Linked DNA regions of Homo sapiens: region 1 is linked to region 2. A link is a loop called in an ENCODE intact Hi-C map of the cell type or tissue named here. Cell type or tissue: PC-3. All regions are shown on one strand. Links, peaks and the distances in the headings refer to the core of each region. The heading gives the core; the rest is flanking DNA. Region 1 overlaps OVCH1-AS1 (OVCH1 antisense RNA 1). Region 2 overlaps FAR2 (fatty acyl-CoA reductase 2).

Region 1 (16,865 bases), core at 4,309-12,308, 260 kb after region 2:
TTTTTTTTTTTTTTTTTTTTTTTTTTTTTTTTGAGACGGAGTCTCGCTCTGTCGCCCAGGCCGGACTGCGGACTGCAGTGGCGCAATCTCGGCTCACTGCAAGCTCCGCTTCCCGGGTTCACGCCATTCTCCTGCCTCAGCCTCCCGAGTAGCTGGGACTACAGGCGCCCGCCACCGCGCCCGGCTAATTTTTTGTATTTTTAGTAGAGACGGGTTTCACCTTGTTAGCCAGGATGGTCTCGATCTCCTGACCTCATGATCCACCCGCCTCGGCCTCCCAAAGTGCTGGGATTACAGGCGTGAGCCACCGCGCCCGGCCAAAAGCAGCTTTTAAAATGAAAAACTATTAGTGGTATGTGTATTGTTGAAGGACAGAAAGTTTCATTCACCTAATATGTTCATTGATTTGCAAGGTGAAGACTATATCAGCGGGAGCATAAACTTTAATGTTTCTTGTGACATAGGGAGAGCAGATGGGTACACCCATTGTGAGCCCTTGAACAAGCAGTCTCAGAGACCCTGCACCACAGGCACAGGCACAGACCTAAAGTTAGAATGCACTGCTGCCAGGACCCACTGTTTTGTGGCCAGGGAGCCTCTATAATAATGTTGTCTGGGTGCTGCAGACTAACTAGCCAGGGCCATGACATTGCAGATGCAGCACAGCTACCAACCAACCTAGGCTCTCCAAGCATGGCTGGCAGCACATTTGTATTTCTGTCCGAATTTTCCATTCGAAATTGGTCAACAGCTGGAATGCTACGTTTGTCTTGGGTTGGCCAACTTCCTGTATTGTTTTCTATTGTTATCCCTTAGAAAAGTAATAACAAAACATTATATAAAAGTAATTATAAAAGTCTATTAAAATTTCAGAATGGAGGCATTTCTTAGGTTCAAAACTAGGATTCTGATCAAGAGATGAGACTTACCTTTTCTTGCACTGCTTTTAAAATAAGAAGATCAATAAAGTTAACTAAAATATTAATATATGCATCTTTAGGATACTCAAAACATAAAACTGATTTTTAAAATAAAAATATTGCATCTAATCATGAAATTATTGGTCATTGTTCTTTCTGTGGCATTATTTGTGTTATTCCAGTGTAACAGATATCTAGACTTATCAAAACACTTTACACTACACGTATTCAAAATACAACATATATATAAAGAACACATATAAGGAAAATTTCCAGCACTGTGTTTATTCCATTCTCAAATTTAAAAAGAAATTCTCCAGGAAATAATTTTAGTAACTAAAAACCAAGAGATGTTTTTAAGTATGAATTTTCTTAAATATACACAAAAATTTGAGAATTAGGATATGTGCTTATTTATATAATTATTTACTGGAGATTTCTATTTCATACCAGACATGTATTTAAAACAAAAAGTTTCTAGCACAGTGGATTTGTGTTGTTTATTCAATATTATGTTAAAACTCATTTCTACTTCCTTTTCAGATATGTATAAAACATCAATTCTCTTCTCCTTTTAAATATATATGCCAAAATCATGCAAACTCCTCAAAAGACTATCCAAGATCTTAGGAAAAAAAGTTGTTTACTCAAAACTGTTTTCACTGCATTAAGGTTTAAGGGTGGATTTTAATCCACATTATATGCTCAGTCTTAGACCTTTGGGCTGTTTGTACACATGTGTAACAGCAATATTTTATTAGTATCCAACCTGCAAAAAAGGAAGACTTAAAGAAATGAGGCAATAGAAATATTTTTACTGTGAGAATGAAGGGTCAATTTAGAGATGAAATATGGAAGGATAAAAGCAATGGAGACAGAAAGGTCAATTAGATGAGCATCCCTTAAACTATTCAAAGTCTCACCTACAGAATGATGAGGCTCAAATCAAGGACTCTTCAAAGAGCCCATTCATTCCCCTGTCTTAAAAAAGACAAAGTGATGTCAAGAAGGACATTTCACTGAAGGTTGGTCATTAGAATTCCACCTGAATTACACTCTAATCAAGAGGACCTCCTACTAACAAATTAATTAGGTTTTTAATTGATGGTATGTGTATTGTTGAAGGACAGAAAGTTTCATTCACCTAATATGTTCATTCATTTGCAAGATGAAGACTATATCAGTGGGAGCATAAACTAACAAATTAATTAGGTTTTTAAATCTTAAGCACAACTGATGAAATTATGGCTTAAAAGTAGATTGGATAAGTAGAAAATCATTAAGTTTGTTTCTATTTTATTCAGAGAAGTTAGTACATGTTCAGCTAATCTATTCTCTTCTGGGAACTTTATGAGGGTGAGGGGTAGCTACTTGGTAGAAGAGATATGGTAAGAGAGACATGGAAATACAATGAACTCTGTTTTGGCTTGAATGTCCCCACTGGGTCATTTAAATAGCAAATGACTGACTTTCGTGTTTATCATTATTTCTTAAAAATAATAAACGCACATACACAAATTAACTTTATTACCTCAGATGATTCATTTGGAACTACCAGTATTATGCCTTAAGGAATGGTTTGAAATGAAGATATCCTTTTCTTTTTTTAGTAGGGAGACTACTAGTGACCCTTAAACCAATGGGCTGCAGGTTCTACTTCAAAGCTTATGCAGTATCTGCTTTAATAAACATTTTAATGCAATTACTTACCACTGATAGGAAATTGGGTCTCAATATTGCTCTTCTGTGATTGCTCCTGAATCATCTCTTCTAAAATAAGCTTAAAACCTCTTTCTCTCAGACTCATCAGTCTTAAAATGCACAGTCAGGTAAGCAGCACTGGATATCAAGATAAACTCTTTCTTGGAGCCATGTAAATGAGCTGCAATGAAAGACATATTCGATAATTAAAGTACTTTTTCTGTGCAATGACATAACTGAAAGAGGACAAAGAGGTAACATTAAATTCCAAACTGTTGATATTAACAAAAGAATGATTGTCAGGAATACAAGATCAAGATTTGTAGGATGGAACTCATGATTTGAGTGCCACAATGGAAGAGTATAGCTTTTAAAAGATCAAAGGGAAAGACCTGATAGAAAAAATGGTACACACTTGTATGGCAATCTGTTATCCTAAGGATGGGAGGAAAAAAGGGCATTTGCGCGAAGATAACTAGACAGAGACACAAAAGTAATGGGACAATCTGCTCTAAAACACAATAATGATTCTTTTAAAATTCAGAAACACAGAAGTTGGCACAAAGGTGGTCCTGATAGTAACAGGACATTTGCTGTACATTTAAGTTCTCCTAAAATAAAACAATGAAACACTATTGATTTGTCTTCATGATAACGGTATCTCAGAAATCCGAGAAAGAAAGGAGGGGAGTAGTTAATCTCTACATCGTCCTTATCCTCAAAGCAGCTCTATCTGGTGGAATGGAAGTGATGGGGAACCTTGGAGATGCTTTCATGTCAAGTAAAGGGGTTCTGGGTAGAACCAACAAATAACCTGGAAGTTTTAAAATAATGGAAATGGGAAAATGCCGAGACCAGCTCGGTCGGGGAGACCCTAACCCAGCAGCGCTAGAGGAATTAAAGACACACACACACAGAAATATAGAGGTGTGGCGTGGGAAATCAGGGGTCTCACAGCCTTCAGAGCTGAGAGCCTCAAACAGAGATTTACTCACGTATTTATTAACAGCAAGCCAGTGATAAGCATTGTTTCTATAGATTATAGATTAACTAAAAGTATTCCTTGTAGGAAACAAAGGGATGGGCCGAAATAAAGGGATGGGTTTGGCTAGTATCTGCAGCAGGAGTGTGTCCTTAAGGCACAGATCGCTTATGCTATTGTTTGTGGTTTAAGAACGCCTTTAAGCAGTTTTCCATCCTGGGTGGGCCAGGTGTTCCTTGCCCTCATTCCAGTAAACTCACAACCTTCCAGCATGGGCATCATGGCCATCATGAAGATGTCACAGTGTTGCAGAGATTTTGTTTTGGGGCCAGTTCATGGCCAGATTTTGGGGGGCCTGTTCCCAACAGGAAACTGTTACTCTGTTTTTCAAAAAGGATGTTTGGGAGCATAAGGCGGTAGGTAGGAGACAGAGAAAAACAGAGAGGTGTAGGGGTTTCCAAAGTCCTGTCAGTGAAGGGACATAGCTTAGTGCTTACAGGCACAGATTCTAAAACCAAACTGCTGGTTTGAACCAACTCTATCCCTTATTAACTATATGGCAAGCTACTCAACCTCTCTCTGTGCCTCGATAATCTCATCTGCAAAATGGAGATAATAACTCCATAATAACCTGCCATATTAACTATATGGCAAGTTATTCAATCTCTGTCTGTGCCTCAGTATTCTCATCTGCAAAATGTAGATAAAAACAATATTTTCTTAGGATTAAATCAGTTGGTATTTACAAAGTATTATACATATTTGTTAAACGAAAATAAACCTCAGCAAAATTTTTACAGCAAATTATTAGACAGATGGTTTTTGAACACTTGGAGGAGGAATCAGTGGTCATGAGAAGGCAACATGGGATCCTTAACACGCCACATTAAATTAACCTAATTTCATTTTTTAAAAGAGCTAATTAGATGGTGGCTAGGGGGAATGGGATGAACTTAATGAACCTTGACTTCAATGAAGCACTTAATAAAGTGCCTGTGATGTCCCTGTGAACAGACAGCAAATGGTACGTAGATAATTATGTGGCTAGGAAGTTCCACAGGTGATTAAATAACCATACAAGAAATGTTAACCTGGAGGGAAGGTCTAAATGGTATGGAAATGATTCTGTCTTTGGTTCCACCGAGTACGGTATTTCATTGATGACTTAGACAGAAATACAGAAAACACATTTATAAAGCCTGTAGGTTGAAGATAGGTGGCTGGAAAAGGGGCTAGTTTAAATACAGGCTCCTAGATTATTAAGTTGAACATTACACCTAATACAGAGTTTACTCTAAAATAATCCAAAACATATAATGCTCGCCTTGAAGATATGACCTGGAACTTATCAGCATTTTCTCCTTTTAAACTGATCTAATTTCTAGACTGTTCTTCCTCTCCTTGTGTCAAAAGGCATCAATGTGATGACTACCACGTGGTTAGAATAGTGGCCAAGAACACAGAGTGCTTCAGTTGAGTCCCACGTTTTCTACTTATTAGCGATGTCACTGGAGGCAATTTATTTAACAGTTTTGTGACTTGCTTGTCTCATATTTAAAATGAAGATAATGTAACCTACCTACATAAGATTGTTAAAAGATTAAGAGTTTTCATCTTCATGAGATTGGGTCTTAGCTCAACAATGCCTGGATAATGGTAAATATTTAATAAGTTATTAGATAATATTAAGCAGAACAAGTTTTGTACATGGCCTGAGAACCTCTCCATGAGAATTCCATGTATATTTAAAAAGAATTATGATCCTTCTGTCTTCTCTCTTCTCCAAGGTAAACATGCCCAGGATGTCCACACCCTTCTACATCCTGCTCATTATGCTCTTTGGATGCACTCCAGTTTGCCAACGTTCCTTAAATTTGTGTTTGACCAAGGGGGATATTCAAAATATTTAGTAACCAGATTGCACACCAACAAGTAAAGAACTTGTGAGACTCAGCTAGTACTATGGTACTATGATTCCCTTTATCTTTTAATTCTTTACTATCGCTGCTCTGAATTTGTAATCATTTGACACCTCTGGAATTAGTTCAAACATCCCACTTTCTAAATCACCACCTCCTAAGTATATTAATATTTCTTTGCTACAATTATTTAATCTCACCATGACCTTCTAAGCCATTGATCCCATAAACTTCCTAAATCCATCAACCCTTTAAAAAGTGAGAAATTTTGCTTTAAAAGGAAGCAGAGAAATGGGATAATTGCTGACTTACATTAGTTTTAGTTTGTTTTAAATGATAGATAATATTAGAACATGTTTGAAACTGATGAGAATGATAGAGAAGATAGACGATGTAGGAGAAAGGATAACTAAATTAGTGAGAAACTGAAAAGTCCCAAATTGATATCTATAGCTCCAAATCCTCCACTAGCTCAAGAGTTCTATCTCTAGCTAACTAGTGGCAACTCAATCTGGATATATCAGAGCAATGTTTTTAGCATGGCCCAAACAGATATCTCTCTATAAATCTTTTTCTCCCTGTCATATTTTCCATCTCCATAAATGCTTTCTCCAGTGTCTCACATCATAAACCTAAGAGTCATTCTTGATTTGCATACTGAATTCCATATTCAATCCATCAGGAAATCCTCTCCATTCTATCTCCAGATCTGTCTACTTCACTCGCATTCCATTATTGTTATCCTCCTCTAAAGCAACATCATCTATTGTCTAAAACAGTGCAATAGAACTTTCTGCAATGATGGAGCTTTCTATATCTTTGCTGTCCAATATGGTAGTCACTCGCTACATGTAGCTACTGAGCACTTGAAATGTTGGTATTGTCACATTTTACTTCATTTTAACTAATTTACATTTAAATAGCAACATGGATTGGACAGTGCAGGTGTAGACAAGAGCCTCATAACTATAGACACAATTCACTTTGTCACTCCAGATCAGCCTTCAAATTACTCCCCTGTCAAAACTTATGATGACCTCCTATTGAACTGGAATAAAATCCAAAGTCACTATCATAGCCTGAGCTGCACAATTGGAGAAAGCCTCTCTGCTCCACCACCCCACTTCATTCTAGTCTGTCCTTGCTCAATCTCTCTCTAGTCACTCTGACCTCTGACAGTTCCCTAAGTTACCAAGCTCTTCCCTCATTCAGGGCCATTTTTTCCACTTTTTCTTTTAAAAATCAAATATTTTCTGTCAAGCAGTGCTTTAGACATTGAGGATACAGCAAGAACAAAAGAGACAAAGTTCTGTTGCCAGGAAATTTTAATTCTGGTAGAAGAGACAAATTATAAATGAATGAAAGATAATACTCCATCAGGCCATGATCAATCCCTAGAAGAAAAGGTTAAGGAAGGCTATTTAGATTGTATGATAGAGGAGGTCTCAGGTAAGGTAGCATTTGAATGATTGAGGACGTGAAACTTGAGACAGAATGTGCTTGGTTAGAGGCCTCTTCCTCCATGTGAGGACCCAGTGAGAATGGGCTGTGCCTAAGAACCAGAAAGTGAGCCCTTAGCAGGCACCAAATCTGCTGGCACCTGGATCCTGGACTTCTCAGCCTCCATACTGTGAGAAATAAATATTTGTTGTTTGGAAACCACTCAGTCTATGGTATTTGTTATAGCAGCTTGAATGGGGTGATAGCCTAGCTAACGGGGAAGCCAGGAGAGTAGCAACAGGGGTCTATATTCATTAGGTCCAAAATCTTTACAGAAATTGCATGGTTCATTGAAGTAAAATTGTGCGAGCTCACAAATAAATGCAAATCCCTTCACTGTTATATAGAATTACACAGGCTCATTACAGAAATTCAGGTTGTCTCATTTGTAATCATTTGACACCTCTGAAATTTTGATTAATCTGAGCTTTTAAAGAGGAATGATGTTACCAGTTTGGAGAATATTAAAGAGTGAGAAAGAGAAAAGCAGTCCCTGACATACAGAGAACCTGGTCTGATGCTCGCAGCTGGACCATGTTATTTTCCTGTTGGACATACACTGTCTCACAGGACATCAACAGCAGACAGGGCGGTGCTAGTCTATGATAAGGTAAGACAAAAAACGGCTGTGTGCAACCACCAAAATACCACTCTCCTCCCTCTCTTGGCTAAAATGAGGAACTGCTACTGCTTTACCAGTTACAGTTTTATCCTTACTCTAGCCAGGCCTCCTTTTGACTGAGATAGCCATCGTAAAATTGCTCTACTTCCTGACAGAAACCAATTCAGAACAAAGTCCATTTCCTTAGACCCTCTCCAAAATTACCCAAAGCTCTACCTCTATTATAGGTTTTTCTAACACCTTCTTACTGAGATACCCCATGGTTTTCCATGGTGTGTATACTCCCTCTCTGCAATGAGTGCAAAATGCAATTTGTTCAACTACAGGTACATTTCTAGGGTCTTTGGTGAAAGGGTATTGACAGGAATTAGGGTTGAAGAGTATGGTGCTATGGAGACCCATGGTTCATCTTAAGGAAAACCAATAGCTTGAACTTATAAATCTTCCCCTCCTCCATACCCCAATTGCTTTATAATCTAATAAGAGCCATACTTACTGATAGGAAAGTTAGGCAACTTTGGAACTTCAAAGCAAAATTCTGAACTTAATGGTGTTATAAATCTGGAACTATCATAGGAGGGGTCAAGGTCCCTGGAAAAAGAAAGCATCAAAATCCTCCTCTTGACCTGTGCAATAAATGGATTTTAATGGTGTCCTAAGTGGCAGAACTAAGAGGAAACTAGAGAAGTTGATGCAATACTCAATTACAAAATGTTTCAAAAAGTTTCCCTCTATGAGTCAGTCTCATGATGGAATACTGCCAAATGCTCAAGCATGACAGACACTATGTGACCAATACATTTCTAAAGATTATTCAAGCTTGGTAAGTGAGTGTAGCTCACTGGTAGACAGGTGCCTCTCATGTACAAGGCCCTGAGTTTGACTCCCAGCACCTCCAACCATTAATTTCTTAGTCCTCAGCACCACTCATCGGTAAAGATTATTCTGGCTAATGGAACTTTTCTCCACTTTAATTTATCTGAGGTCTAAAAAGGGCCATCTATATTATGAGTATAAAACCTGATACTGGTAACACTGAGTAAATACATTTTCAAAAAAGTTACCATCTAAAAATGCCATTTAGGAAATAAAATCCTTTAAAACATATGGCATCTGGACAAAACCAAGAGTGCCAACTAATGGTTAAATGAGATAGGAATTTTTGTACTAAAAAGTCAAGACAAGCCAGGATTGGGAAGGAATAAAGATCCAGTGAGTGTGATCTCATACTCATCCAACTGTGCTCAATAATGCTATAGGATTCTAATGAAGGATCTGATGAGAAATCACTGACAACAAATGCTATTGTTCCCAAGGCCAATGTAGGTCATGTTTTACATGTATATTCATTATATAAATACTTGGTGCCAGTTAGTGTAGGCCATTTAAGAAAGATAAATTTACAAAGTAGAATTGATTGCTGATATGGTCTATCATAAATATTATATAATCCCAATCACAGTTCAAAGATTCTTCTGTTATAAAGTCTTTAATCATGGCCTTCATTTTATTTACTGTTGTGGAATAAAAAGTCCAAGTGTAATTCAGCATGTTGAGTTAACTGTTAGGATAATCAAGAGATGTGATCTCAACAGAAGTCACTGGAATCAAATCCAATACTGGACATCCTTGAGACAAAGAGAAAAAATATACAATAATCAAAAAGAGAAGTTACTTGAATCTAATTGGAATGTCTACAAGTAGGTCATTAAAACCTAAACTGTAGCATACTTTATTAATTCCTATCATTGCTTCTTGGTATCCACAGATCCTTACTTATGTTTAAATGACTTCTGTTTGGAAAAACGGACCCCCACTTCAAAAGCAAACAGCCTGAATTATTTGACCTTAAATCACAAACTGTAAATCCATTAAGTCACACCACGTCTACATTTCAATTTATTTTTGTCACTCCTATTTCATACATGATCTTATTTAGGTTTCACAATCATAAGATACAGGTATTATTATCTTCAGTCTAGAGGTGTGTGAATTGACACTTGATATTCAAGAGATGTGACCTAAGATCTTTAGGACTTCTCTAAATTTGCAAATGCCATAGTAATATTTCACTTCCCCCATAACTGCATAAAACATAACTTCAATATCATTTATGAAATAGCATTAGCACTATTTTTGTGCTGGTTGGCCCCCTGCCAGGAGGTGGCATTTTCCAGAGAGCACCAGCTGTGGTCGAATGGGGAGGAACAGGTGATAGGCGGGCCCCTAGAACTCCCAAGAGTATATGCCCTCTGCAGTGACCAAGGTGGGTAGGGAAGGACCATTAGGTGGGGGCAGGGCTAAGTGTGTCTGAGCTCAGACTCTCCTTGGCCAGGTCTTGCTACAGCTGCTGTGGGAGATTGGGGTGAGGTTCCCAGGTCAATGGAGTTACATTCCTAGGAGGATTATGACTGTCTCTGCTGTGTCATGCAGGTTTTCAGGGAAACTGGGGGAGAGCTGACAGTCACAGACCTCACCCAGCTCCACACAATCCAAAGGGCTTGTCTCACTTCCACCATGCCCTCTCCAAAAGCACTGAGTCTGTTTCCAGGCAGTGGGTGAGCAGAGCTGGAGAATTTGTCCCAGGCTACCCACCTCCCAGCTGCGAAATCAAGTATGGCTTTCCTTCTATTCCTGCCTGTGGAGTCTGCACACCAGATTAACACCCTCCCTTGAGTTCTGGCCAGGAGGCTTCTTGATCAGTTCAAATTGTTACAAAGTTCAGTTGGAGAGTTCCTTCTCCATGTGGCCTTTTCCCAGTACCTCTAGCTGCCCTCCCAGAGTACCCCTGTGAGTCCAGGCAGAAACGGTTTGCTAAGGCACCAAGCAATCTCCCAAGGCTATGATTGTATTTAATTTTTCCTCTCATGGAATATAGAATAAGAACATTCAGGGTCAATACACCCAATTAAACTTTTATAACATATTTCTTTATTCTGATTATAAAAGCAATGCATATATGCTCATTATAGAAAGTTTCAAAAATAGAGTCCAAAGGAGGAGATAAAAAGTTGTGTTGGGTATGGTGGTTCACGCCTGTAATTCCAGCACTTTGGGAGTCCATGGCAGGAAGATTGCTTGAGCCCAGGAGGTTGAGACCAACCTGGGTAACAGCAAGACCTCGTCTCTACCAAAAAAAACAAAAGTGCTAGCCAGGTATGGTGGTGTGTACTTGTGATCCCAGCTACTTGGGAGGCTGAGGTGGGAGGTTCACTTGAGCCTGGGAGGTTGAAGCTGCGGTGAACCATGATCACACCACTGCACTGCAGCCTGAACAGAGCAAGACCCTGTCTCAAAAAAAAAATCCTCCTATAGTCCCTCCTTTAAGCAACCAATATTCATGTTTTAATGTAAATCTTGCAAAGTCTTTCTATGCTGTATATGTTTAAAAAATTGTATTCCATTTTATACCATTACAACATTTTCCCCCTATTTAATTTATTGTGACCATTTTTCCATGCTACTAACTACCTCATATAAATTATAATGGCTCTATATTTCTTATTCACATAGACATATCATAATTTCTCATAGCGTGTTTTATCTGCAATCTTAAGAACACAAAATGAGTCAGATCTTGAATAAACCTCACACATGGGGTATATAAATCTATTATAATTCTTCTGTCACGAAAAACATGTCTACATTAAAGGTTTTCTATGTTTATCTGAAAAACAGAATGAATATATGTAATAAGAGTCTCTTACCTGAGTTAACCCCTACTCATACATTAGCTCTCAGGCAGGAGGATTCGCCTAAGCAAAATAGACACGTTTGTTAACCCATTCATCAGCTAAGGAGCTACCTCCTTATTTTCCACTCCTACTCTGCCTTAGCTGAAATGTCATTACCTTTATTCAAATAAACAATTCTTGAGTACTATTTACCACGCATAGTTATAGGTTTCAGGGATATAGCAGAGGGCATGCTTGCTGAGGAACAGCAGCAAGGTTGGCATGGCTGGGTATGAAGTGAGCACTGGGAAAAGTAGCAGGGGAAGACATCAAAGGGATAGTCAAGAGCCAGATCCTATAGCATCTTGTAGGCACTATAAGGACTTTTACTATGAATGAGTTAGGAAAACATTGGATTATAAACATGATCTCAATTACTCATTTTAAAATGATCACTTTGGCTATTACACATAAAACTGGCTAAAGGAAGGCTGTACCAAAATATTATGGTGGAATTGTTCAGAAGTAGTAGCATTCTAGCTCTATTTTACTGAAAGACCTACTGATGAGCTATACTTGATGTGGAATGTGAGAAATCAAGGTGGACCAAGTTTAATGGCCTGAGTAATTAATTAGCAAAATGGAGTTGCTATCTACTAAGGTGGGAAAGATTGGTGGAGGAAGAGCTTGGAGGCAGGGGTAGGAAATCAAGGGTTCAATTTTGGTCATGTTAAGTTTGAGATTCTTATTAGATAGCCAAGTGGAAGGGGAGACACTTGGATATACAGTGCTAGTGTTCAATAAAGAAGCTGGGACTGGATATATAAATTTGGAAGTTATCACTGTATAGATGGTATTTAAAGCTAGAGAATGGGTGAGATCACTAAGGAAGGAGTATAGGTAAAGAAAGGAAGAGAGTCAAAGACTGGGTCCTGGGATACCTCAACTGACAGTGATAGAGAAAATGAGGAAAAACCAGCCAAGACTCTGAAGGAGACCAGTGAGCTCTCCTTTTTTGGAGACCAAAACAAGTGAGATTTGAGGAGGGAGAGCTCGTCTGTGTCATGACTGAGAAGGGACTACCAAATCTGGACTTGTGGAAGTCATTGATAGCTTCAGCAAGAACAGTGTCCATGAAATGGTAGGAAAAAAATAAAGCCATATGAGGATAAATTCAAGAAAAACGAGAGGGCAAAAGGGGAGACAGTGAGTATAAATAACTTCCATGGAGTCTTGCTAAAAAAAAGAGAAATCCAAGTTTTCCTTGATTCCCTTCCCTGTCCTCCATCGAAGTAAACAAGCTTCCTCTGTTATATATTTTTGTTGCACACTGTATTTTTTTCTTTATAACTGATATGGTTTTGCTGTGTCCACACCCAAATCTCACCTTGAATTGTAGCTTCCATAATCCTCATGTGTCTGGGGAGGGACCCGGTAGGAGGTAATTGAATCATGGGGGTGGGCTTTTCCCATGTTGTTCTCGTGATTATGAATAAGTCTCACAAGATCTGATGGTTTTATAAAAGGCAGTTCCCCAGCACACGCTCTCTTGCCTGCTGCCACATAAGACGTGCCTTTACTCCTCTTTCACCTTCCGCCATGATTATGAGGCCTCTCAAGCTGTGTGGAACTGTGAGTCCATTAACCCTCTTTTTCTTTATAAATTACCCAGTCTCAGGTATTTCTTCATAGCAGTATGAAAATGGACTAATACAGTAACTTAATATACTATATATTTTTATATGATTATTGACGATCTCCATTACTAGACTGTAAGTGCTACTATGGCAGGGACTGTCTTGTTCATTGCTCAATCTTCATTTCTTTGAATAGTGCCTGGCATATTCCTACAACAATTTGTTGGTGGTCTGAATAATTCTCGGTTTAAATGTGAGATTTTTTTCTATTTTATGTTAGTCCCTTATGATATACTTACATAACTTAAATTTGATGCAAATTTCTTCTGTTTTCTTTTTCCAACACTTCTTACATTATCATACTAAAATTAAGTAAAATGTTTTTAATGGAAATGCCTCCCAAACTGTATTTCAATTAACATGTCCAAAAAAAAAAGAAACAAAAGGTAAAATGGGCAGTAAAGCAAAGCCTGCTGGCTGATTAAAAAAAAATGAGTGTGAATGGATTAATCTTAAGTACTGAGGGAATTCTAATAAATATTCAGAATTAAATATAATGGCAAATGTTTCTCTATGATATCCGATTTCTATAATTTGCAATAGTTACCCGTTTTCATAATGCTATTAGTGCCTTTGCTCAAACCACAGGATGACGGACAAAGCGTATCTTTCAAAAATCTGGTTACAACTAACACATATGAACTAATCAAACAAGTAAAGAAAAAAAGGACAAATTATTCTTGATATTAGTACATTCAGGAAGTGAATTCCAAAAGAGAAAAGCTACTTGAAACTTCTTTGCTAGGGATAAAAATTTCTGACTGTATTGTCGCAATATTCCAAGTATCCAGAAAAATAAAGAGTATGCTTAGGTGTTAAAAAAAATCTGCTCAATCTTGTACTTCATACAGGTTTAGCATGAGGCCTCCACAGATTACAGAAGTCAGAATTTTAAATATTATATTTTTGTCCTTTCCTAAAGCTGACAAATGAAACAAAGAATTACAATCTATTAATTTACTTATTCGATAACAAAATTTTCCCAATAAAGCACAATAAATTGAACAAAAACATACATATGGAACAAAAGAAGCACAAGAAATTGAACAAAAACAACAAATAGGGAAAAAATGGACTTACCAGAAATACAAAAAGAGTCTCTCAGAGAAAACTCTTCATGGCCAAAATGACATTATATGTGAAAATCGTAAGAGATTTTCATAAAAGTGAATCTCTTTCACATAATTTACCTTGTCCCCAACAACAAAAAAAAACCTTACTATTCATCAAGACAAAGATTATTGAGCAAAGTAAAAAATTCTTATGTTTGAAATTATAAATTTCTGCTATATCAATATAAAAATGGGAAAAATAACTGAATAAAAGCCAATTAGAATAGAGAGCTGGATGTTCCCTATTCCTGAGTCTAAGCAGTTTTAAGACAGTAGTTCTAAATCAACTAGGACATAATGCCCAGTTCTTATGATGTCGGAATAACTTAGGTACATCTTTTAAAAACTATATGTTGTAAGAAAAGGTGACATGGTCTAAGACTGGGTCCTCAGGGAACTAAAAAGTTATTGCTGTCACCAAACTGAAATATAATATTTTTAGCAAGTATATTTGAGCTTTAGCTACATATAACCTTCATTTATCCACAGTGGCCAAATTTATAACAGGCAAGTTGCAGTAATTGCCACACAAGTCAAACCCATTAGTTGGTCAAAATGAAACATTTTAGACAGTATTTCTTAGAACAGCCAGACCCGTGGCGTGAGCCTGTAGTCCCAGCTACTGGGGAGGCTGAGGAACAGGATTGCTTGAGCCCAGGAGTTCAAGGCTGAATACACTACGATCATATCTATGAATAGTCACTGCACTTGAGCCTAGACAACATAGCGAGAACCTGTCTCTTAAAAACCACTTTTTTTTTGAGACGGAGTCTCGCTCTGTCGTCCAGGCTGGAGTGCAGTGGCGCGATCTCGGCTCACCACAAGCTCCTCCTTCTGGGTTCACGCCATTCTCCTGCCTCAGCCTCCCGAGCAGCTGGGACTACAGGCGCCCGCCTAATTTTTTGTATTTTTAGTAGAGACAGGGTTTCACTGTGTTAGCCAGGATGGTCTTGATCTCCTGACCCCGTGATCCGCCCACCTCGGCCTCCCAAAGTGCTGGGATTACAGGCATGAGCTACCGCACCCGGAGGCCCCGTGACTTAAAAAGGGTATTGGTAATAGCAGTTTCCTTCAACCTCCCACTACCCTAAGATTTCTAAAGCACCCCTCAGAAGATGATGTAATCTCATCTGGTTCCCTTTCTTGTGAGGCAGGCTGCTAAATGGTTTGAATACTGTCATGAAGCTCCCTGTAACTGCTCCACTATGAATCCATTTCAGCTTGTAGAACAAGACATATTTTTCCTCCTTCTTTTCCCTATTTATAGCCTTAAAATTAGAAATGTTTATTTATTCACTGGGAAAAATTTAGAGAATTTCAAAAAAAATTACTCATAATCTTATAAAGATGTCCAATTAAACATATTGATCTTTTTAGACCTGTATTTCATTTACTTTTTAAACAAATTTGAATTATATAGTTCATCCTGATTTTCTCACTCAATATGACAGGTGTTTTATTTTAAAAATTATGTGACAATATTTTATTTAATGGCTGCATAAATTTATAATTTATATTATATTTTTGTTAATTATTTAGACTAAGATTTAGACTATTTTCCATTTTGGCCACTATAAAAATGCTGAATGAATCTAGTGTGTTAACATCTCTGCACATACATAAAGCTTATTTTAATAATATAAGTATAGCTAAAAGTTGAGACACCCAGTACTTTATGAACTTAGTTTTGAAAAATATTTCTCTAGAAAACATACTCCAAGTTATACCTCAGTGAGATGAAAATACATGTTATATAACATTTGACAAGTATAATCATTCTTCAAAATTGTTGTCAATTTAGCAGTTAAATTTTCTCATTTGTTTTAAAAAGGCCAAATATTATATTTTTTATGTATTTGTCTATAAATTTCTCACTCAGCTCATTTTGTGTCCAGAATTTATTCCTTCTAGTGGGTTCTTGGTCTTGCTGACTTCAAGAATGAAGCCGCAGACATTTGCGGCGAGTGTTACAGCTCTTAAAGATGGCGTGTCTAGAGTTTGTTCCTTCAGATGTGTCCAGAGTTTCTTCCTTCCGGTGGGTTCATGGTCTTGCTGACTTCAGGAGTGAAGCCGCAGACCTTCACAGTTGAGTGTTACAGCTCTTAAAAGTGGCGCATCCAGAGTTGTTTGTTCCTCCGGGTGGGTTTGTGGTCTCACTGACTTCAGGAGTGAAGCTGCAGACCCTCGTGGTGAGTGTTACAGCTCATAGAGGTAGTGCGGACCCAAAGAGTGAGCAGCAGCAAGATTTATTGTGAAGAGCGAAAGAACAAAGCTTCCACAGCATGGAAAGGGACCCAAGCGGGTTGCTGCTGCTGGCCCCGGTGGCCAGCTTTTATTCCCTTATCTGGCCCCGCCCACATCCTGCTGATTGGTCCATTTTACAGAGTGCTGACTGGTCCGTTTTTACAGAGTGCTGATTGGTGCATTTACAAACCTTTAGCTCGATACAGAGCGCTGATTGGTGCATTTTTACAGAGTGCTCATTGGTGCGTTTACAAACCTTTAGCTAGACACAGTGTGCTGATTGGTGCATTTACAAACCTTTAGCTAGACACAGAACGCCAACTGGTGTGTTTAGAATCCTTTAGCTAGACAGAAAAGTTCTCCAAGTCCCCACCCAATCCAGAAGCCCAGCTGGCTTCACCTCTTAATTTGTCATTTTTAAAAGTAGGGTATGTCATGGACAACAGTGATTCTGAATTGTAATATGGAATTGGTTAGACCCTTATTTATTGTAC
Region 2 (16,865 bases), core at 3,738-11,737:
TTAAAATAATATTTGTTTCTGATAGATATTAAGTAAATATTAATGAAACCAACTTGATGTCAGTAAATAATAATAAGTAAAAAAACCAACTTTGTATTTCTCTATTTCACTGTAACTATTGTCTCATTTTGAATTGAATATTATTTCACTTGTGTTTTGTTTACACAAGACCTTCAGGACATATCTGCCCTGAAGCTAAGCACATGATCTAAAAGATGGGCACTTGTTCTTTTACCAAAGAGTTTTCTGGGGATTGAGATCCACTTACCAAACTATTCTCAAAGCTGCAGGAATCTTTGATGGCTTCAAAGAATTAATTTCCTTCATCCAAATGAGCAGTTTGCTTCTTTCTCAGCAACTTGTACTTGCCATAACTCTCTTCTTAGCAGAAGTGTGACATTGCCTCTTCCTTCTTTTCCTTCTGCTATTTTGGTGCAGTCCTGCCGGAGGCAATGGTTATGCAAGTGCCGCTGAATGCATTGCTGATCACAGGATGACACTTAGATAAATTTAGGTCTCAGTTTCTTTTAGGACAGAACAAACTTTTCCCAAATTAGACTTCCTTGAACTCCTAGACATACTATATGTTGGCACATATCACACCATCTTGTCTACAGTACATAGTAGTGAGTGCAAATAGCTTTGTCTTAACTAAGTATATTCACACTGGAAATTGTAGAATGTTCAAGTACCATATCTATATTTGGTTCAATTCTCTTAAAGAAAATAAAAGCCAGTCCTGAAGACGTAAAGTGGCTTGTCACACATCTAGTTAGTGGGTGCATCAAGGCTAGTATCCACATCTTATGACTGCAAATCCCATGACAATTCCATTCCATTCATTCATTTATTCATTTGTACTATTTACTGAGTACCTACTATGTGCCAGGCAGGGTGTTTAGCTTTGCAAATAGAATGCAAAACAAGTTATAGTACCAGCCCTCAAATTTTAGTACTCCCTACTCTTTGAGCAATATTTGGCCGGTTGCAACTTGGAGTTTGTGCAATTTTTCAGTAATGATACCCAATGTGTAAATATACAATGCTCATATATCTTTATTTTCCCTTCTTCCCTCTTCTAACTAGCCCCAGTCAATGACTTGACTTCCCATAGCACCAAGCACTTAACACCAATAAGAGTAAGATGGGAGGCCGGGCACGGTGGCTCATGCCTGTAATCCTAGCACTTTGGGAGGCCAAGGCGGGCGGATCATGAGGTCAGGAGATCGAGACCATCCAGGCTAACATGGTGAAACCCCATCTCTACGAAAAATACAAAAAATTAGCTGGGCATGTTGGCAGGTGCCTGTAGTCCCAGCTACTCGGGAGGCTGAGGCAGGAGAATGGTGTGAATCCAGGAGGCAGAGCTTACAATGAGCCAAGATTGCGCCACTGTGTGTGAGACTCTGTCTCGGAAAAAAAAAAAAAAGAGGGTATGATGGGAAATAGAGTTGAAATGAATTATGAAAAATTCCATAGGGAAGATCATGAAAATTCTTCCCCAGAAAACAATGTTCTTGATTCACCACCGCAAGGCTTGGGGGTTATTAGCTTGTGTGTCTCTCCTCTCGTTTACTCACTGTGTCACCAGGTCCTCTCTTTCCTCAAACTGGCTGAGACGTAGCTTGCATCCTCTAGCTTTACTTTCCTTCTGTATCTAAAGATAGACACAAACTCTTGGTGTTTTAAGTACTTAAGTGCTAATCCTTGTGGGGAAAGTGAGAGGGGAAGAGCAAAAATAACCAATGTGAAGAAGTTATGAAGTTTCCAGAATGATACCGTTGAATCTTGGCATAGGATCAGTAGTTAGTTGCTTACTTCCTCTAAGATAAGTGGAAAAACCCCATTATCTTCAGCTATCTGTCTTTATTTCTGGAGGCAAGATCAAAAACCAACCATCTGCCCTATAAGTCCTTACTTATTCTCCTGAACTAGATGAGTACAGGCATTGTCTGATGAGAGGATTTCTAGCTTTCAACAGATTCTCACAGAATTCATGACCAGAACAACATGGGGTAATGACTGCTTTAGGAGCCATTAAGTGGGCCATTTTAGTTCCTTGAAGTCCTCTAGACTTTGGCCACTGTCAGTTCAGGAAAGATGCCTTCTGAAGATTCCTCACAGAGACTGTACAGCTGTTTGGGATACATAGGATTTTATATTTCATCTTCAGTGATTCATGAGCATTACATTGTTCCAAAACAGAGAAAGGATTATGTCATTCCCCTGCATAACACCTTCCATGGCTCTCCATTCCCTACAGTAGCCTTGCCAAGTGTATGAGATGCTAATTGAGGTAGACTGTGGGAGGTGGGTGTTTCCGGTGCAGAAGAACCCTTGATATCACCTTCACTTCCTGCTATATGGCTGCGTATCAAAAGGCAAGTTACTTAACTTCCTGCTATATGGCTGTATTCAAAGGCAAGTTACTTAACCTTTCAGTCTTCCCAATGTATTCATTTGCTAGGGCTGCTGTAACAAAGTACCACAAACTGGGCGGCTTAACCAAAAGAAGTGTATTGTCTCACAGTTTTGGAGGCTAGATGTCTGAGATCCAGGTGTCAGCGGGGTTGGCTTCTGAGAGCTGTGAGGGAAGGATCTGTTCCAGACCTCTCTTTGCTAATAGATGGCTGTCTTCTCCTTGTGTCTCACATCCTCTTCTTTCTATGCGTATATCTGTCTTTTTATAAAGACATCCATCATATGGGATTAGGGACCCCCCCCCACTCCAGTATGACCTCATCTTAACTAATTGTATTTGCAGTGATCATATTTCCAAATAAGGTCACATTCTAAGGTACTGAGGTTTAGGACTTCAACATATAAAACAATTCAACCCATAACACCCAGGAAATTATTACTTGACTTCTTATTATCACAATGGAAAATGAGATGAAACTATCTGCAAACCACTTTCTGTGTACTAAAAAAAAGTACATATATTTTTGGTATGGATTAATAGTGAACATAAGTAATGACTACTGACTTCACCAAGAGTTTCTTCTCCACATGATCTTTATTATTTTTTAGGTATAACATCTGTGTGGAAAAGTGAATATATCACAAATGCATTTAACACACACAGACACCTCCCAGATTCTATCTTCCAAGTTAAAAAAGAAAAGCAGAAAAACATTTATCAGCATCCTATAAGCTCCCCTCATACTCCTGGGCAGTCAGTACCTAGTGCCTCCCAGATTATCCACTGTCTTGACTTCTAAGTCACAGATTAGCCAAGTTCAAACATAGATTAGCTTTACCAGTTTTTGGAGTTTGTATAAATGAAATTATATAGTAATACTTTTTTTTACATCTGGCTTATTTACTCAATATTATGTTTGTGAGATCTTTCAAATTATTGTGTGTATTTGTAGATTATTCATTCACATTGCTGTGTAATACTCCATACTGTGAATATGCCATACTTTATGCATTCTGTTGATGAAGACTTTAGTAGTTTCCATTGTGAGTTTCTTAGGACTAGAGCTGCTATGAGCATTCTTGAGAATGTCTTTTGTTAAACATACGTACACATTTCTTTGGGGTATACTTAGGTGTGAAATTGCTTTATGCAAAGAGCTTTAATAAATCTGCCAAAGCGTTTTCCAAAGTGATCGTTCAAGTAATACTCCCAGCAGTGGTAGTCAAGAATTTCCCTTGTTCCACATTCTTGTCAACACTTCTTATTTTCTGTCATTTTCATTTTAACCATTTGGGTGAGAGAGTAGTTGTGAGGCATGGTAGTTTTATTTGTATTTCTCTGGTGAGTGAAAAGATTGAGCACCTTTCTATATATTTTTTGGCCACTTGGATATCTTCTCTTGTGATGTCCCCCAAGTCTTTGCTCATTTGTCTATTGGGTTATCTATCTTTTTCATAGTTATTTGTGGGTATACGTTATATGTTCTGGATACAATTCCTTTGTTAGATATGTGCTTTGTCAATGTCTTCTCCCAATCTATGCCTGGCCTTTTTGCTCTTTTTTATCTTTTAATGAACACAAATTCTTAATCTTAATAGAGTTCAATTTATTAGTGGTGTTCTTCATAGTATTTTTTGCCTACTCATGAAGCAAGATGTTCTTTTCTAAAAATTGTGTTGTTTTGCCTTTTACACTAAAAGTTATACTATCCATCTGAAATTAATTTTTTGTGTGATGTGAGAAATAAAATACATGTTTTTCCATGTGGATATTCAATTGACTCTACATTAATCATTAGAATTCTGCATTTCATTTTAAATCACGGGCACACAGTAGCAGTCTGGATGCCTCAGAATGAACACATTTAAGGATCAAGTCATTTAAAACATATCTCACTATAATGACTTCTGCAGCCCATTTTGACTGTGAATAGCCTAGGCTGTTCAGTGTTAAGGTCAAATGCTCATTTAATCTGCTTGCAGGAACCTAATTTCTGGTCTAATAGATTAAGTAAAATAAAACAAATAAATGCATCCCCTTGGAAATAGATCACTCTAAAAAATCAAAGTATACAATTTAAAATTAATTTGGATCCTAGACATAAGGGTTATTGGTGAAAAAAATTAATAGTGTGGAAAGGTCTTGACCAAACATTTGGGGAGAAATAACCAAAAGGCTTATCTTTTATTATTAAGGAAGGCAAATGAAGACAAGGCCCACTTGTCTTCATTATACTCACACATTTACTGTCTCATTAGTTCCCCCAACTCTCATCAAGGTGGAAGACATGGAATAAGGAGAGATTGAAGGCAGAAAGATTAGCTAGGTGGCCATTCATTCTTTGACGCATTCATTCAACGAGTATTTATTCAATGATTATTGTACCAAGTATTGTATTAAATTCTGTGAATATTAAGAAGAGTAAAACACAGTCATTGCCCTGAAGGCATTTGCAATCCAGTGGAGAAAATAGACAACTAAGTAGTCACTTACATAAATGTGATAATGAATAGAGGCTGTGAGAGTTTGGCAGATAGGACATTCAACTCAGCCCAGAGTGAGGGGAGACCTGGGAACCCCTTCTCAAAGTCTGAGGTTTGCCCACTGAAGGATAGGACAGGATGAAGGATGAATGGAGGACATAGCCTCTAGAGCTAGTCTACAAGATGTGTGACCGTGGACAAATCACTTTATTTCTCTGTGCCTTAGTTTTCTATTTGTTAAATGGGGTTTATAATAGTAACCACCATAGAGTTGATCTGCTAATTCATTCTTCCGTTAGAAGAGTGATTGACACTGAGTATGTGTTTAGTGAGTCAAGCTATTGTCATATGTGAGAGTTACAGCATTACAGTTGGTCCCGAAGTTCTGGAGAAGCAAAGAGGTATTATCCACAGCATTTGTCCATTGTGACAACTGTAGTAGACAGAGAAGAGCAGTGACCAGAACCCAGGAGTTCAGACTATTGTCCTGATTGTGCTCTATGTCTACATCAGATAAACGACTAGATTATCTTTAAAGTTCCTTTCCACTCTCATGTCCTATGATTCTGCAGCTTCTGCTGAGATAGACTTAATAAATATGATTTGAATTCTGGTGGTAGAGAAATAAAGAAATCAAAATCCATTCTTAGATTTCCAGCTGAGTGACTGAGTGAGCAGTGATATCATTTCAAAAGAAACAGGCAAGTCAAGAAGAGATAGGTGTGTGGAGACTGGGAGACAGATTCGTGGATAGAATTTTTAGGTTGGAAGAAACCATTTCCATCATTTTATTTCAGTGTGGTAGAGAGGCAGATATTTCCACAGTTAATCACGGCCACAGAAACAGGAGCCCTATTGCCTAGATCAGGGTTTGTCACTTACTAGCAAGTTACTTGAATGTTCTGCATTTGGCTTTCTTCATCTGTAAAATGCAGGTGAAATGCAGATTGAACCATGCACAATTGCCCTTTGTAGGTCAAAATGGTTGAGTGTTGGCAATTTCATATGGTTTGACCTAATAATAGATACCCTCTAAGGGGCTGTACTGAGAAGTAAATGAGTTCGTGTGTGTTACCTGCTTAGGACAGAGCTCAACACGTAATACAGTACTATGGAAGTGTTTCCCTTATTATTAAGGCCATTTAGCTTTTTCAAAATCGATTGCACCAAGCTTCATTTAGGAAGAACAATCAGGAATTGCATAGTACACCTATTTAGGTCTCTTTCCCATTCTTCACTTATGCAGGCACGAGGCCTTGATGAGGCAGTTAGTCCCTAGGAATACAGCTGGGTTTACTTTTGCCGACGCGGCTGCTGCCATTTTGCTTGTTTCTCATGCCTGCATCTAGACAGGAATTGGCTTCTGCTCCAAAAGGAAATTTAGCATCAAAGTTCTCGGATGAGCTAGCTTCCTCTCCCTGTTCTTTTGTCCTCCACCCTCACTCCCTCCCTAGCCCAACTCTTGGTACCAGCAGGCCTAGTTTCCATCTCCCTCACAGGGTGTGATATTGGTGACATACTGGTCATCCAACATCTGAAGGCCCTTGGTATTCTGGACACCCCGGCTGGCCCTGCAGAGACGGGAAAAGGAGAAGGGCATATCTAAGGCTAAGAAGAGGGAAGAACGGAGGGGAGAGTGAAGGGAGCTCCAGCTCTGAGCCATGAACTGAGGAGTAGGACAGACACAGAGGCTACTGAAGAACCCTGTTCTAGTTGCATGACTTTGACGAGTCTTAGACTGTTCGTGTGATGAGTCTCCAATTGTGCATGAACCAAGATGCAGAGAGATGTTAAAGAAGCAGGAAAAACAAAACTAAACTAAAGATGTATCTTTCCTGTGTCTTTTAAATCACAGGGACACAGTAGCAAGCTGGACACCCTAGCAGTAAAAGCAGTATGAGTGGAGTTCCTTACAGAACTATTTACTTGCTGTTGCCTGGTGTCATAAACAGATTAACGATGACTCATACTGTTGGTTTATAATATATGTTCCAGTTTGTGAATTGTCTTTTCACTTCCTTTTTTGTGTGTTTTTGAAGCACAGAAGTTCTTACTATTAATGTAGCTGAAGTTGCTGAATATTTTCTCTTTGTTTTCAGGTATTTGTATCTTGCTTAAGGAGATGATTCCCTATCTGCTTCACATTTTAAGTAATTAGTATGTAAACCTCTCCTACGTTAGGCTGTGGTTTCAAGTTTGCAACCATTCAAGTTTGCAATAGTTTATTTTCTCTTGTTGGTGTCACCCTAGTGATACATTTTACACAAAAGAAGGAAATACTCTAAGGATGAAATTCAGAATTACAAATTATGGCTGATTAAAATCACCCTTACTAATTACTGAATGTTTCACAAGTGCAAGACACTTTACAAAAAGTTTGTCGCATCAATCCCAGGGATCACAGACGAGGAAAATTAGGCCCACAAAGTTTAAAATGTAATCATTAAGCAAGCAATTAACATAAAAATATAGTTATTATTGAAAGCATAATTTTGGTTAGGAGAGAGTTCCAACTCAAAAATCTCCTTTGAGAACTAACCTAAAGAATGCTTTGGGTGTTGAAATATTCCCATTTTGTTTGAATGTAGTAGACACATTTCTATTAAAAGTAGCATCATATTTGCCTGAAAATCAATGAAAAATGATTTTCTTCTTTTTCGATGATCAAATTTTTCAAGAACAGAGTGTCTTTGTTATCAAGGACAGTTTGGAAAGCAGTTGTACCAAATAGGTAAACATTTGGAGCCTTGAAGAGGAAATTAGCTGTTGAGGTTAGAGTTTCCTTGCAAATTCAATACATTTAAGTTCACAGAGTTCTAATATTCTAATACATGGTAATTAAGAAAAAAAATATAGAACAGAGTTATCAGGTGTCCAAATGTCCTAGATGTTGTTGTATAGGAAAAACAGGAAGCAAATAAACACCTGGTAAAAAGCTTTCTCCTGTCCTATAGCAGTTAGAAGTTGTAAATTTCTTTCATCAAAATTTCAGTCTTGGCTCTGTCACTAACAGCGGCCTTAGCCAAATCACTACTTGTCTCTGATCCTCAGTTTCCTCATCTGTGAATAACAACATCTACACTATTTATCTCCCAAGGTTTTTGTGAGAAGATACTGAAATATGTGCATGAAATGCTTTGAGAATTGTTAATATAAAGTCTAAGATGTAAATTATAAGAGTTGCTGATATATTAATAGTAAATGGTATTGACAGTATCTAAGACTGATAAGGTCTTTTGTGTGTGTGTGTACAGACTTTAATATCTATATCTATACATAATTTTATACATGATAATAGTAATTTTCATTTAAATTACATTTAACACTCCTTGGAGGACTTATTATGTCCATTATTTTATGTGAGTCCCTGAGTAACCTTGTGAGGTGGACCAAGTGTTGTCTTATCTTTCCATGTTGATAATGCAGATCTCTGCTTTCTGACCAAAAGGAAAGCCTCTCCTCTTTGGCAATTTCCATAGCTTCTGTCAGTCCTTGTTGCTGTTGCCCGTCACCTCCAGATTATTCCCTGATATTTATCAAATATGTGGCTCACATATGTCCTCTCCTTTCCTACTTCTGAGAGTATTCTTAACATTGAAGTCCATGTGGATGAACATTCAGCACTCTGATGCTTTGACCTCACACTTTCATCAGTTTTCATTTTAAGCACTAAAGCACCCGATTTTTAGAAACCTACTTCCAAGGCAAGTCCTCAGGCTTTGACATTGCTCCAGACAGCTATATCTGAAATCTCTAAATCTGACAGTTCACTCTTGGACAGTGACCTTCTTTACTTCCAGCTCTCTTAGTTTCTTTCTCCCCCTATAGCTATGGTTCCAGTTCAGCAGGACTTTCATTCTTTAAACTCCCCACGATCCCTGCCCCTGATACAGATAAACATATGCACTTTCTCATAGTCAATGAGCTTCCTCTGGATCTTGCTTCCTTCTCTGTGTAGCCTAGGTCAATTACTTTAAGAGTACCCTTGCCAACTGCTTCTATTCCTACCCTTTTTATTTGTTACTCCCAATTTGGATCTTGCCAATAATCGATTTTTCCTGCTCCAACCACCAGCAGTCAGGCGTTGCTGGAGAAAAACCAGGTAAGTATGTGTATGAAATGGAGATGGTACAAATCCATCGCTATCCCCATTGGATACTCTGCTGCTTTCAGCTTCTTTGCTGGTTTCTGGTGTGTTTTCTATTCTATCTGAAGGAGTTGTTATAAATATTTACCCCTTTCCAGGAGCTTTTTCCTTTACTTGCAACTTTTAAATTAACATTATATGATCTTGCCTCACACTCCACAGAGAAAAGAAAAATAACCAAAGATCTGTCTCTGGTTCTGCTCCAACCTCCCTCTTTTCCTTCTTTTTAGAGGATGACATGACATTCCCCTATTCAAGTCTGACCTACGTTTTTCTACAAATTTTATTCCCTCTGAACTTCTCCAGAGGCTTACTTCCACTTATTTTCGTTCTCTCCTTTTCAGTCTCTCAGAGCATGTAGATGCTCAAACATTTCATTTCACTAACAAATAAATGAGCATTCCACACACACCCTTATTTTTACATCCTTCTATTCTTCAATTGTTACGTCATTATCCTATATCACTTTTCCTCTTGTGGTTGAATGTCACCCAGAGGTACTTTACATTAGCTCTTCTGATTAAGTAATGCCTCCACGGAGTTGTCATATAAATACTACAATCCAACAACAGTTCAAGAATTATCCTGACAATTTGGTGCTTTATTTAGTCACTTCTATGTTGACATTTTGCCTTATTCAGTAAGGAAGTTTGCTTTAGATAAATATATGACGGTAAATTGCAGCTTTGACCAATGACTAGAGAGAGTATCAAAGCATTAACTATTACACCTCGTGTAAGAAACAAGAACTTTAAGGATAGTGATGGGAATTGTGGGAAAAAAATTCCTCATTACCAGTTACTAATGTGACATTCTTGGAGAGATGGTGCTTCCCAAATAAACAGTGTCGTCAAAATAAATGTGCATACCCTCATAGATGAAATACAAATAGTTTTTTTACGCAGGATTCCAGAAAGTAGCAGAGGGTGGGATCTTGATAACGTGTCAGTCAAGAGTAAACACAGATGCCAGGGAAGTCTTTCCTGCACAGTTAGTTTATCCCGCTTGAAACCAGAGGCCAGCTGGGAGTTGCTGAACTTTGGTTCTCGCTCCATAAAAGGGAAGCCTGCAATTAGATGAACCTTTGCCTTTGCTGACAGAAATTACTGAGATTTATGATACTGTGAGGGTACGTGGGGGACCTTATATTCTTAGCAAATGTCAAATTACCCTGATGATATTTCTGGTCAGCTCATTTCTGGGGATGGAGAGCAGTGTGCTTACTGACAGACTAGGCCCTGTGAGGCATCCTCATTTGGTGCATGTTCAGATGTTTCAAAAGCTCATTTCTAAAGAACAGGCTCAGAAAGAAATGAACAGAAAGTAATTCAAACTACCAATAATCATAATTTAGTATTCATCTTGTGTCCAGAATTGGTTCCTTCCAGTGGGTTCTTGGTTTTGCTGACTTCAAGAATGAAGCCGCGGACCTTCGCGGTGAGTGTTACAGCTCTTAAGGATGGTGTGTCTGGAGTTTGTTCCTTCAGATGTGTCCAGAGTTTCTTCCTTTTGGTGGGTTTGTGGTCTCGCTGACTTCAAGAATGAAGCCGTGGACGTTCGTGATGAGTGTCACAGCTCTTAAAGGTGGTGTGGACCCAAAGAGTGAGCAACAGCAAGATTTACTGTGAAGAGCAAAAGAACAAAACTTTCACAGCGTGGAAGGGGACCCAAGTGGGTTGCTGCTGCTGGCTGGGGTGGCAAGCTTTTCTTCCCTTATTTGTCCCCTCCCATGTCCTGCTGATTGATCCATTTTACAGAGCGTTGATTGGTCCATTTTACAGAGTGCTGATTGGTCCATTTTACAGAGTGCTGATTGATGTGTTTACAATCCTTTAGCTAGACACAGAGCACTGATTTGGTGCGTTTTTACAGAGTGCTGATTGGTGCATTTACAATCCTTTAGCTAGACACAGAGCACTGATTGGTGCGTTTCCAATCCTCTAGCTAGACAGAAAAGTTCTCCAAGTCCCCACTCGACCCAGGAAGTCCAGCTGGCTTCACCTCTCAATCCCCCCTCTAAACAGGACACCCCAACTGCTGTTGGGAATTGGGCAATGACCACTGTAGCTACTTCCTGCTGGATAGGGGCAAAGTAGCAGCCCTGCAGTTGTAGTGTCCTCCAGAGGTGAACTCTTTAGGCCAGTGAAAGGGTCAGTGGGTCAGTCCAGAGGTCCTTGGTAGAAGTTGTTAGTTGAGCTCATTTGGGGTTCCATTTGTAAGACCACCTGTAGCTCGATGGCCTTGATCCTAGAGGAAACAAATTTGACAAGGAGGTTAAAAATACAGGGCCTGAAGGCGAGTAATAGCAAGATGGCAGTCACGGGACCTAGAAAGGGGAGAAGCCATGTTGTGCAACTCCAGAGGTTGGTATAAGAATTTGAAAGGCATTGTCTGATTTCAGAAGCCTTTTCCTGTAAATGCCGGGCAGCGTTTCCTACTATCCCTGACTGGTTAGTGTAAAAACAACACTCTTCCCCTAAGAAGGTGCAGAGTCCTCCTTTCTCAGCATTGAGGAGGTCTAGGCCTTGGCGGTTTTGGAGAGTCACTGCTGCCAAAGAGTCTATTTGGGATTGTAGAGTAAGGATAGATTTTGTTATTTCTTGCAAACTGTCTGAGAAATCCTTTGAGAGTTTGTAGTAGTAGGATAATGTAGTAGATATACCTGCTATTCTAGTTTCTGTAGCAGCAGCCATTCCTAACCGTATAAGTAGGGGTATTAGTTGTATGGCCCTGCACTCTTGGACTTGAGCTTTGAGGGGCACAGATAGGGTATGATTTCCGTAAGATTAGAAGTTAGGATAATACAAGTTACACTGTTAACTTTTTTAGCAAACTTTACTTTTGTTGAAAACCTTGTAAGTTTGGGATTTCAATTATTCTTTGCTATTAATAAGACCTCATTCAGCCCATATTAACTTAGAATTGGTATAGATGGCTCCTTCCTGATTCTGTAAGTACTTTAAGGTTTGGCTGAGTGCAAACAGCTGGCACGTTTGAGCAGACCAGTTGTTAGGCAATTTTCCTAACCCTGCTTCTGCAAGAGTTTCCTTATCATTTACTGAATACCCATTGTGTCTTTTTCCCTTAATCGCCTGGGAGGAAACATCTATCTCCTGTCCTGAAGGGAGTTCCTCCTTGGTCTGGTCAGACCTTTGTATGGTAATTAAGATTTAGATCCCCTGTTAGGAAACCTGCTGGGTTAAGGATTTTTGTTAGGAAGGCTATGGGTTGTCAGTGGCCTCAGTGCTTTCGGGCTATGCCCTTGTTTACACTGACAACAAGGTGGTACTGGAGTACCACGGAGAAGACCTTCAATTATCAATTATAGGTTTTAAATTTACCCTGGCTTTTAAAGGAATAGGATACACTGTGTTTTCTTTAGTATTTTCATCTCTCTTTCTTTTTCTTTTTCTTCTTTGTCTCTCTCTTTCTGACTCCCTCTTTGTCTGTTTCTTCCTTTCTCTCTTTGACTTTCTGTCTCTCTCTTTCTCTCTCTCTCTGACTCCCTCTTTTTCTCTGTCTCTTCCTCTCTCTCTTTGACTTTCTGTCTCTTTCTCTGTCTCTCTGACTCCTCTTTGTCTCTGTCTCTTCCTCTCTCTCTCTCTCTCTCTCTGACTTTCTCTTTCTCTCTTTCCTTTCTGCTGGTCTTTCCCTGCCTCTGCTAGCCGCTTATGCTGCTGTTCTCCCCTCACCTTCCCCTTTTCGATGGCTTCGACAGTGTAAGACTGCCACCTCCTTGGGTTTTTGCACTGCGTGCAACAACTCCATGATTTCCTTGTGGTATTTAATGGGGGTTCCCCCAGAGGTTAGGAACTCCCTTTCTTTCCATATTGCAGTATGGGCATGTGGGATTAGATAAGCATACTTACTATCTGTAGCGAAGTCTCCCAGTGACAACTGAGGAGGTGGAAGAAATACCTGATTACAGGCTGTTCCAGGATTCCTCAGATGGTAACAGACCTTGAGGACAGCTGTCCAGGACAGGAGATTAACAATGAGAAAGCCATGCCAGTGTCCAGGAGGAAGTCAATTTCCTGGCCATCAATGAGCTGGTGCTTGCCCCAGGCACCCTCAGTCCTGTTGTTGGATCATCTGGTTGGGGGCTTCTGGCCCAGAGAACCTTTGTCCTCTGGGGCAGTGTGCTGTCCAGTGATTGCCTCGGCATAGTGGACATGGGCGAGGGGGCAGCTTGTTTCTCATAGGACAATCTTTTTTAAAGTGTCCTTGCATGAGGAGTGCCTCTGCCCGGCTGCTGCCCCATCTGGGAAGTGAGGAGCACCTCTGCCCAGCTGCCACCCCATCTGGGATGTGAGGAGCGCCTCTGCCCGGCTGCCCAACCATCTGGGAAGTGTGGAGCGCCTCTGCCCAGCTGCCCACTGTCTGGGATGTGAGGAGTGCCTCTGCCCAGCTGCCGCCCCATCTGGCAAGTGAGGAGTGCCTTTGCCGGCCTGCCAACCGCCTGTGAAGTGAGGAGCACCTCTGCCTGGCCGCCAACCATGTGGGAAGTGATGAGGGCCTCTGCCCAGCTGCTGCCCCATCTGGCATGTGAGGAGCACCTCGGACTGACTGCCCACCATCCAGGAAGTGAGAAGTGCCTCTGCCCAGCTGCCCACTGTCTGGGAACTGAGGAGCACCTCTGCCCGGCCGCTGCCCTGTCTAGTAAGTGAAGAGTGTCTCTGCCTGGCCGCCACCCCATCTGGGAAGTGAGGAGCGTCTCTGCCCTGCCGCCCAACTGACTGGTAAGTGAGGAGTGCCTCTGCCCGGCCGCCAACCATCTGGGAAGTAAGGAGCACCTCTGCCTGGCTGCCGCCCAGTCTGGGAAGTGAGGAGCGCCTCTGTCTGGCCGCTGCCTCATCTGGGAAGTGAGGAGCACCTCTGCCCGGCCACCAACTGTCTGGGAAGTGAGGAGCGCCTCTGCCCAGCCACCAACTGTCTGGGAAGTGAGGAGCGCCTCTGCCTGGCCACCAACCATCTGGGATGTGAGGAATGCCCTCTGCCCGGCCACCAACTGTCTGAGAAGGGAGGAGTGCCTCTGCCCGGCCGCCCCACCGTCTGGGAAGTGAGAAGTGTCTCTGCCTGGTCGCTGCCCCATCTGGGAAGTGAGGAGCACCTCTGCCCAGCCACTGTGCAACCTTCCAAGTGTTAAGTGACAGCCTTGTGTGTGATCTTTTCTGTCTTCCCCAAGTTTGCATTTTCGACATTAAAGTTTACTTTTTAATTAAAAGTTTAAAAAAAAAATAAAGTGTCCTTGCAAACCACACTGATAACAAGCCCTACCCGGTGATTGGCCTGCTCCATTTTCTGTCCTCTCTGAACCACTGAGGTTTGTTTGTCTGAGGGCCATGACTAAGGCTGCAGCCTTCCTCTGATCTCGCTTTTCCTTTTCGGCCTGTTCCCCTGGTCCCTATTATAGAACGCTGAGGTTGCCAGGTTTAATAATGCCTCCAGATTTTGTTCAGGACCCAGGGCTCACTTTTGGAGCTTTCTCCTGATATATGCAGCTGATTGGGTAATAAACTTATCTTTTAGGACCAATTGACCCTTGAGTGAGTCAGGTGACAGGGGAGTATATTTTCTTAAGGCCTCCCGTAGCCGCTCGAGGAAGGCAGAAGGATTTTCTTCCTTTCCCTGAGTTACGGTGGACATCATTTAATAATTCACGGACTTTTTCCTAATTCTTAGTCCTTCTAGAACACAGGTCAACAGATGTTTTTGACTCCAGTCCCCATGATCTGAGTTGAGGTCCCAGTGGGGCTCCATACTGGGGATGGCTTGCTGACTGGTAGGGAATTTGTCCCTTTCTTTGGCTGTCATTCTATCATTTACTTGACTAAGATACCAGGTATCTCCAAACTCTCAGGCTGCAGCTAAAGCTGCATTCTTTTAACTAAAGGCCAGGTTTTGATCTAACAGTAGCATGACTTCTCTCCAAGTGAGGTCAAAGGTTTGCCCTAGATCCTGTAGGACATCTGTGTACCTATCAGGATCATCTGAAAACTTCCATGGGTCTGCTTTGATCTGCTTTATATCAGAGAGGGAGAAGGGGACGTGTACCCGGGTTGGGCCAAATTCCCCTTCCCCTACAGCTTGAAGGGAACATAACCGATAGCCCGGGGGTTTTTGTGGTCCTTTGGAGATTTCCTTGCTTGTTTCCTTCTGGCCAGGGGAGATTAGAGGAGGCTTATCATTAATAGGAAGGGGAGCAATAGGGAGGCTAGGATATGGGGATAAGCTGAGAGGTCGTCTAGTGGGATGTAAATTGCAAGCTTTGCATAGTTGTGGATTCTCCTTCAATGAAAGGAAAGCTTGGACATAAGGTATTTCACTCCATTTACCTTCCCTCTTACAGAAAAGATCAAGCTGCAGGATAGTATTGTAATTTATACTTCCCTCAGGTGACCATTTTTCTCCATCAGAGAGAGAATACTGGGGCCAGGCCATAGTGCAGAAAAAAATGTGTTGCCTCTTTTTCAGGGTTTGCGGGTCAAATTGGTCCCAATAGCTTAGGATGCATTTCAAGGGTAAGCCGGTTGATACCTGAGTGTTTCCCACCTGAAAGACAAAACCGTCCGCAGTTTTGGTTTGTTTGTTTCCCCACACCCCCCCTACCCAAGAACCCGCGACAGTCCCTAGACCCTGCTGATCAGAATAGTTGCACTCACCTACGCAGCAGCAGAAACACTAGTTTTCCTCCTAGACCACAAGGAGGACTGAGGAAGGTTGGATTTAGTGGCCCTTACTAACACATTCTCAAAAACCTGCACCCTTGCCTGTCCTCTTAGACCACAAAGAGGACTGAGGAAGGTCAGATTTAGTGGCCCTTACTGACACATTCTCGAAAACCTGTTGGAGTCCTAAGCATTCTCCTGTTAGTATTGGGACTTTACCCCTGTCCTGTAAAGATGTTATGCCCCAAAAATGAAGTGGAGGGCCATACCCCGAGGGAGGGAAGTGATCTCCAGGGTTGGAGGAGTGATGCCTTTTGTCCTCACCTGAATAGGAAGGATATCATTTCTGAAGCTCCCCATATCCTAGCTTCAGGAATAGCTTTTGTTAGGCCTGCTAGTCTGAGGAGGGATCCTAACATTTCAGAGAAGATAGTCTGCCCCTCCCCCACCACGATGGGGCTTTGGGCAAAAAATATGTCTTTCTGATTGATGAGCCCGGGTGCCTAAAGAAGGGAATGGAGTCCTGGAGTTTATACTAGAAATTATTCTTATAGGAGAAACTGGAAAAGCACCAGAGACAGGGAGTGGTTTTTATTCTTTTTTTTTTTTTTTTTTTTTTTTTTTTTGTGAGATGGAGTCTTGCTGTGTCACCCAGGCTAGAGTGCAGTGGCACAATCTCGGCCTCCCCAGTTCATGCCATTCTCCTGTCTCAGCCTCCCAAGTAGCTGGCACTACAGGGGCCCACCACCACGCCCGGCTAATTTTTTGTATTTTTAGTAGAGACAAGGTTTCACTGTGTTAGCCAGGATGGTCTCGATCTCCTGACCTCATGATCCACCCACCTTGGCCTCTCAAAGTGCTGGGATTACAGGCATGAGCCAACGCACCCGGCCAGGAGTGGCTTTTAGAAGTGGAACTAGCCTCGGAGAAGAGAGGCGAGAAGAAGTTTGTCTGACAGGCGTTAGGACCCAGGAGGCAAGGGTCAGGATAGATAGGATAGAAGGGCAAGTCTCACTTGGGCGATGTGACTTTGAGAGTTCCACTCATGGCCACAAGGTCAACCAACTTGTTGTTGGGACCCCGAAGCTGAATGGCTTTCCTCTCTGGTGACCCTCGGCTCAGCCCAGAAGTACAGGAGATGTGGA

The links. A loop is a pair of places that touch in the nucleus more often than their neighbours do. Peaks named below come from ENCODE experiments on the same cell type or tissue, not always from the same donor. Only the 100,000 strongest peaks of a DNase experiment are listed, where the experiment ranks them.
Region 1: it touches region 2 in a loop (4-fold over the local background); 2 of 110 quality-filtered maps call a loop at or near these places.

What each region holds. Positions count from the first base shown.
Region 1 is chr12:29,420,497-29,437,361 of GRCh38, forward strand. The region is part of intron 1 of OVCH1-AS1 (OVCH1 antisense RNA 1); the gene reads left to right. It also overlaps a transcript of OVCH1 not described here. Among named protein-coding and RNA genes, the nearest start is that of OVCH1-AS1, 40 kb to the left of the region's middle. In PC-3, for the core only: a CTCF peak has its summit at 7,684; DNase peaks (open chromatin) are centred at 5,435, 8,405, 10,075 and 11,365; H3K27ac peaks cover 4,334 bases.
Region 2 is chr12:29,158,107-29,174,971 of GRCh38, forward strand. The region is part of intron 1 of FAR2 (fatty acyl-CoA reductase 2); the gene reads left to right. Among named protein-coding and RNA genes, the nearest start is that of FAR2, 17 kb to the left of the region's middle. In PC-3, for the core only: no CTCF peak of the experiment used is centred there; DNase peaks (open chromatin) are centred at 5,255 and 6,855; H3K27ac peaks cover 2,569 bases.